2 separate regions of the Homo sapiens genome follow, and region 1 is linked to region 2. A link is an interaction called in ENCODE POLR2A ChIA-PET data of the cell type or tissue named here. Cell type or tissue: A673. All regions are shown on one strand. Links, peaks and the distances in the headings refer to the core of each region. The heading gives the core; the rest is flanking DNA.

What was found. ChIA-PET counts read pairs that join two places held together with the same protein. Peaks named below come from ENCODE experiments on the same cell type or tissue, not always from the same donor. Only the 100,000 strongest peaks of a DNase experiment are listed, where the experiment ranks them.
Region 1: POLR2A ChIA-PET joins it to region 2 with 12 read pairs; 1 of 35 experiments calls an interaction of 5 or more read pairs at or near these places.

Annotation. Positions count from the first base shown.
Region 1 is chr1:15,259,848-15,262,757 of GRCh38, reverse strand. The region is part of intron 2 of FHAD1 (forkhead associated phosphopeptide binding domain 1); the gene reads right to left. Among named protein-coding and RNA genes, the nearest start is that of FHAD1, 14 kb to the right of the region's middle. RefSeq lists an enhancer at 1,137-1,196 and a silencer at 971-1,265. In A673, for the core only: no CTCF peak of the experiment used is centred there; a DNase peak (open chromatin) is centred at 1,287.
Region 2 is chr1:14,365,211-14,368,120 of GRCh38, reverse strand. All of the region lies in intron 3 of KAZN-AS1 (KAZN antisense RNA 1), which reads left to right. It also overlaps a transcript of KAZN not described here. Among named protein-coding and RNA genes, the nearest start is that of KAZN-AS1, 53 kb to the left of the region's middle. In A673, for the core only: a CTCF peak has its summit at 1,580; a DNase peak (open chromatin) is centred at 1,590.

The DNA.
Region 1 (2,910 bases), core at 278-2,777, 890 kb before region 2:
AGCATTATTCACATTATTCACAGTAGCCAAATGGTGAAAGCAACCCAGGTGTCCATGGACAGACAAAAGATAAACAAAACGTGGTCCATCCAAACAATGGATGTTATTTAGCTTTTAAAAGAAAGGAAATTCTGCCACAACGTGGATGAACCTTGAGAACATATGCTGGTGAAATAAAGCAGTCACAAAATACATGTTGTGGCTCACACCTGTAATCCCAGCACTTTGTGAGGCTGAGGTAGGAGGATTACTTGAGCCCAGGCGTTAGAGGCCAGCCTGGAAACATAGTGAGACCTCGTTTCTAGCTCTCCTACTTCCTAGTGGGGTGACCCTGGGCAAGTGATCTATTCCCTTGGGACCTCAGTTTCCTCATCTGTAAACAGAGATAATAGCAGAATGGCCCTTATGGGTTTGTGGTGAAGAATAAATGAAACAGTATATATAAAAAGCACTTAGAAGAGTATTTTAGCCCAATAGCAGGTGTTAAAATGTTCACTATTATGCGCAGAAGGATGGGCTCTGCACTTAGAAAGCTCTGAGTTCAAGTCCCACCTCTGCTGCATTCCTGCTGTGCAGCCTGGGACAAGTTTCTTTGCCTCTCTGAGGCTGCTTCCTATGCTGCAAAAATGAGTGTGATAAGCTCTACCTCAAAGGACTGACAAAAGATACTATTTGGCAAAATTTTCAGTGTGGTGGGATAACATTTTTGAAATTAACTGGTGTGTGTGTGTGTGTGCGTGTGTGCTAAAAACACAGGGGCTTGCTATGTTGCCCAGGCTGGAGTGCAGTAGCTATTTCCAGGCACCATCAAAGCATAATACAGCCTTGAACCCCTGGGCTCGAGTGATCTTCCTGCCTCAGCCACCCAAGTGCCTGGGACGACAGGCACCTGTGTGTATCAAATCATATTTCTTTTTACCTTTTGGTCCTTGGCCATCCTGCGCCCCCACTGTGACCCCTGTCACTGCCTCAGGAAAGGGATGTAATGCAGAAACAGAACAAGCTGGGGTTTTCAAAGGAATAGGGATATGAGGAAATGGCCAGGGCTCTGGTAAGACTGTGAGTCTGGGAGCAGAGGGAAAGAGGAAGTTTGTCGGCTTCCCTCCTGTCAATCAGAGCCTTGCTCAGCTTCTCTGGGAGAGTCTTGAGAAGCAGGCAAGTCCCCGAGAAGACGCTGTTTCAGGCGGTATCTCTGAGAGCTCCCCAGAATCAGTGCTACTCTGAGAGAGGGAGGGGAGAGTTCCGAGAGTCCTGTGTAATGGAGTCTGTGACAGTTCCCCTCGGTGCACTGACGGCTCGAAAGAACCTTGAGCTGAGACAGCAATGCGTGCCCACTTGCTAGGCACTCATGATAGAGCAGCGATTAGTCATCCTCGTGTCCACACCCCCGTTCCGGAAGTCCTCTTTTCCTGAAGCTTCTTGTCCCTGCACGGTCCCAGACAGCCTGACTATGAATCCCACCCTCTGTGCCCGTCATACGTGACCTTGGGCAGGCTCCTTAGTCTGTCTGTGCCACAACTTCCTCATCTGTAAAATGGGGGAAGGGAGATCCCTAACTTGTAGGGTTGCTGAAAGGATTAACCGAGTTAATACACACAAAAGTGCAAACAACAGTGCCTGGCACAAAGTAAACCCACAATAACACAAATGATAGCATCATCCTCTTGGCTCATCCACCATCTTTCTCCACTGTCCCTGGCAGTGACCCTACTGATTCCTCTGAAAAGCTCTCAACATCCCATATTATCGCTTCCCTCTCTATGGCCAGAGTCCAAGCAAGAGATGGTAATAACTGTGATTGGCAGAATGGTCCCACAAAGGTGTCCGTGTCCTAATCCCTGGAACCCGTGAGTGTGCTGCTGCCTTACATGGCAAAGGGATGGTGCAGAAGTGATAACGATGACTCATCTTGAAACAGGGAGGTTAACCTGGATTATCCAGAGGGGGCTAATCTAACCACGTGAGCCCTTAAAAACAAAGAACTTTCTCTGGCTGGAGTTGGAGAGATGAGTCAGACGGGGAGGTCAGAGAAATCTGAAGCATGAGAAAGACTAGAACCATTGTTGCTGGTTTTGAAGATAAAGGGGCCCTGAGCCATGCGGGATTGGGAGGCCTCTGAAGCTGAGGCTGGCCTCCAACCGATGGCCAGTGAGGACACAGAGGCCTCGGTTCTATAGCAGCATCGAGCTAAATTCTTCCAACAGAGTGGGGCTAGAAGCAGACGATTCCCTGGAGCCTCCAGCCAAGAGCCCAGGCGGCCAACACTTTGATTTTGGCCTTGAGTGACCTGGGGCAGAGGAACCAGCTGAGTCCACTCAGACTTCTGACTTAAGGAACTGTGAGATAATAAACACTCATTGTTATAAATAGAAAACGAATACAATAACCAAAATGTACTGTAGTATTAACCACCTGCCAGGCACTGTCCTAAGCACTTCATGGTAATTCAGTCTCGTAACACAGTTCCCCACCATACACACACAGAAGTTGCAGCCGAGAATGGCTGGGTAACTTGCCTGGGACCCTACAACTCAGAGGGCAGAGCCAGGATCACAGGCAAGAGGCCTAGCACCGAGTTCATGCTCTTGACCACCCTGTTCTAGAGCCGCCCTTCTGTTCTTTGTCCACCCATTCTGCCTACGTTTGTCAGTGTTCTCTTCAAAATAACGAAGACAATCAATTTCTCCCCAGCTCAAAGCCTTTTGAGGAGGGGGTTCCATTTTCGCAGCAAGTTAAACATGAAACGCTTAGCCTAGCTTACGTGGCCTTTTTGCATGTGGGTGGCAGGGCCATCCAGCCCTCATCATGCCATGCCAAGTGCTTCAAGCAACACCTCCGGATCTTTGTGTGCGCTGTTTCTTACACCTGGCAGGGAGAGGGGGGCCCTTTCTGGCCTGTCATACCTGGCAA
Region 2 (2,910 bases), core at 325-2,824:
TATCTGCACGTACAGATAGAAAAATCCATCAGGCAGATCTTCACAGTAGACCTGGTTGGCAAACCCCACGTTCGCAAGTAAGGAAACCCTAGCTTGGGGGTGAAACCAAGATGTGAACTTAGATTTCAAGCTCTCGCTATCCCACTTTCTCCTTTCAGGCTTCTTACATTTTTACGTAGCCTGGTTCATTTTGAAAGATATAAAGGGGTCAAGGTTCAGATACAATCAAACTGAAAAGTCTCCAAGGATCTGAGAGAAGGCAGCACTTAGGGACTACATTGAAAATGGAAGCACAGGTGAGTGTGCATGTTTAGGGGGCAGGAGTCTCCCTGGACTCCCCTGCTTGCCTCCTGCCATCAAATCACGCAACACCGCTGGACAACATTGTGTTTGCACTAAGCTGGTCTAGGGCTCAGCTTTTGATTGGTAGGCATGGCAGCCAAGAAGAGAAGGGGTGGGGTGATGTTGACATGGTTACTGATTCAGCCCAGGCTCTGCAGTCCGATGGCCAGAGAAACGACAAGGGTGACCAGTAGGCTGGAGGCAAGGGCTCCACCCTCAAGCCTGGGACCATGGTCCAAAGTGAGAACTTACACCCCTATTTTCCTGCTCAAATGTTGCCTTTTCCAAAACCACCCATGGCCCAGCCCGCCCCCCATCCTGTCCCCATAAAAACCCCAGGCTCCATCAGAGAGAAGAGGAGAAGCAGCTGGACGTTGGAGGCTACAGTTGGACATTGGAGAGAAGTAGCTTGCCTTCAGAGGGACAGCTTGACAGTGCGACCTCAGAGAAGAGTCTGGCTGCAGGTAGCCGGACTTCAGGGGAAGAATACCTTCTCGCTCCATCTCCCTTCCAGCTTCCTTTCCCGCTGAGAGCCTTTTTCTTTTTTTGGAGACAAGAGTCTTGCTCTGTCACCTCGGCTGGAGTGCAGTGGTGTGATCTTAGTTCACTGCAACCTCCGCCTCCTGTGTTCAAGCAGTTCTCCTGCCTCAGCCTCCCAAGTAGCTGGGATTACAGGCGCGTGCCACCACGCCTCGCTAATTTTTGTATTTTAGTAGAGACAGGGTTTCACCATGTTGGCCAGGCTAGTCTTGAACTCCTGACCTCGTGATCTGCCTGCCTCGGCCTCCCAGAGTGCTGGGATTACAGGCATGAGCCACTGTGCCCGGCTAGCCATTTTCATTGGCAATAAGATCCTCTGCATTCACTGCCCTTCCATTCGTTTGTGAGACCTGATTTTTCCTGGATGCTGAACAAGAGCTTGGGTACCAGGGGTGCAGATGCAAAAGGCTGTCACACTGACCATCTGCCCTTGCTGGTGGAAAGCAGCCACCTCATGTGAAAAGGCAGAGAGTCTACTGAGCTGTTAACACTTAAGCCATCCGTGGATGGCAGAGCTCAAAGAGCACTGTAACACATGCCTTCTGGGGCTTCATTGATGGTGGGCACCCCTCTAAATGCTGGTGCGGCGTTTCTTCCCGCTGGCACACAAAAGTGCTCGCCCACGGCTCCTGCACCCGCTCACACTTGTGTGTTCCCTCCCACAAGGGGTTAAGTGCAGCAAGTTTGAGTGAATGGAGTCTGCCCCTGCTGGCGCCGAAGCAGCTGGCTAGCTCCAGTGCCCGCCCTCCAGTTCCCGCCAGTGAAGGGCTTAGGAAAGATATCCTGCTTCACAGCTATGATACTTTTCTTGAAAATCTTCCAAGTTTCCTATATACAGAGAAAGACTGACCATTTAATTGCCCGGGAAACTTGTCACCCCTTGCACTGTCCCAGCAAGATTTGAACTGGTCACCCTGAATAGCCAACAGCTTCAATGAAGATGAGCTACGACATTTCAGTTTTCATTTGTACGTTCAGAGGGTTCCATAAGAGCCATAGACAAAAATAAACCACACTTAACTGCCAAACCATTTCCACAGACTTTTATGAATATCTTCTCTGCTAACTTTCCACTGTAAAGGATTATGTTTAGATCTTTAGTTTTTAAATGGGAACAGCTGCAATGGACTACCAGACAGCTTTAATGAACAGATGTGTATTTCTGGAGAAATCGATTTTCCTTTTTATTATGTCACCAGATTTGCTGTATTTCCAAGCAATTTACATTTTAGGCTATGACTCGTGTATGAACTAACAATAATAACTGTGGCCTCCAGGTAGGGAAATCTATCTCATCAGAAAGATCTGCTGGGCAAGGCGAAATTTTGAGTCGTTATTATTAGCAATATGCCATAAGAGGAATATCTATCTACACTTTATGACCTAACTGCTGTATTAGCCACTTCTGCAGTCCCACTGGAGGAAGTCTTTTTGTTTTGAGTTAGTCTAGAAAGTATTATTTTTTAACCCGGAGGTTCTTAACTGAGGCAATTTGGCTCCTCAAGGGATATTTGGTAATGTCTGAAGACGTTTGTGATTGTTATGACTGGGGAAAGGTGCTCCTGGCATCTAGTGAGTAGAGGCTGGGGACGCTGCTAAACATCCTGCAATGCACAGGACAGTCCCCACCACAAGGAATTACCTGCCACAAATTTCAGTAGTGCCGAGGTTGCAAAACTTTGCAGTTATGAGTTGAATTGCATTACCCAAAAAGATAATGTTGACGTTTTAACCCCCAGGGTCTCAGTGTATGACGTTATTTGGAAATAGAATCATTGCAGATGTAATTAATTAAGATGAGGTCATGCTGGAGTAGGGTGGGCCCTTAATCCAACACAGCTGGTGACCTTGAAAGACCCCCCCCCCCCCCACCCCGGGGGGAGGGGGTGGGCGCCGGGGCGCGGTGGCTCACACCTGTAATCCCAGCACTTTAGGAGGCCGAGGCGGGCGGATCATGAGGTCAGGAGATTGAGACCATCCTGGCTAACATGGTGAAAACCCGTCTCTACTAAAAATACAAAAACAAAA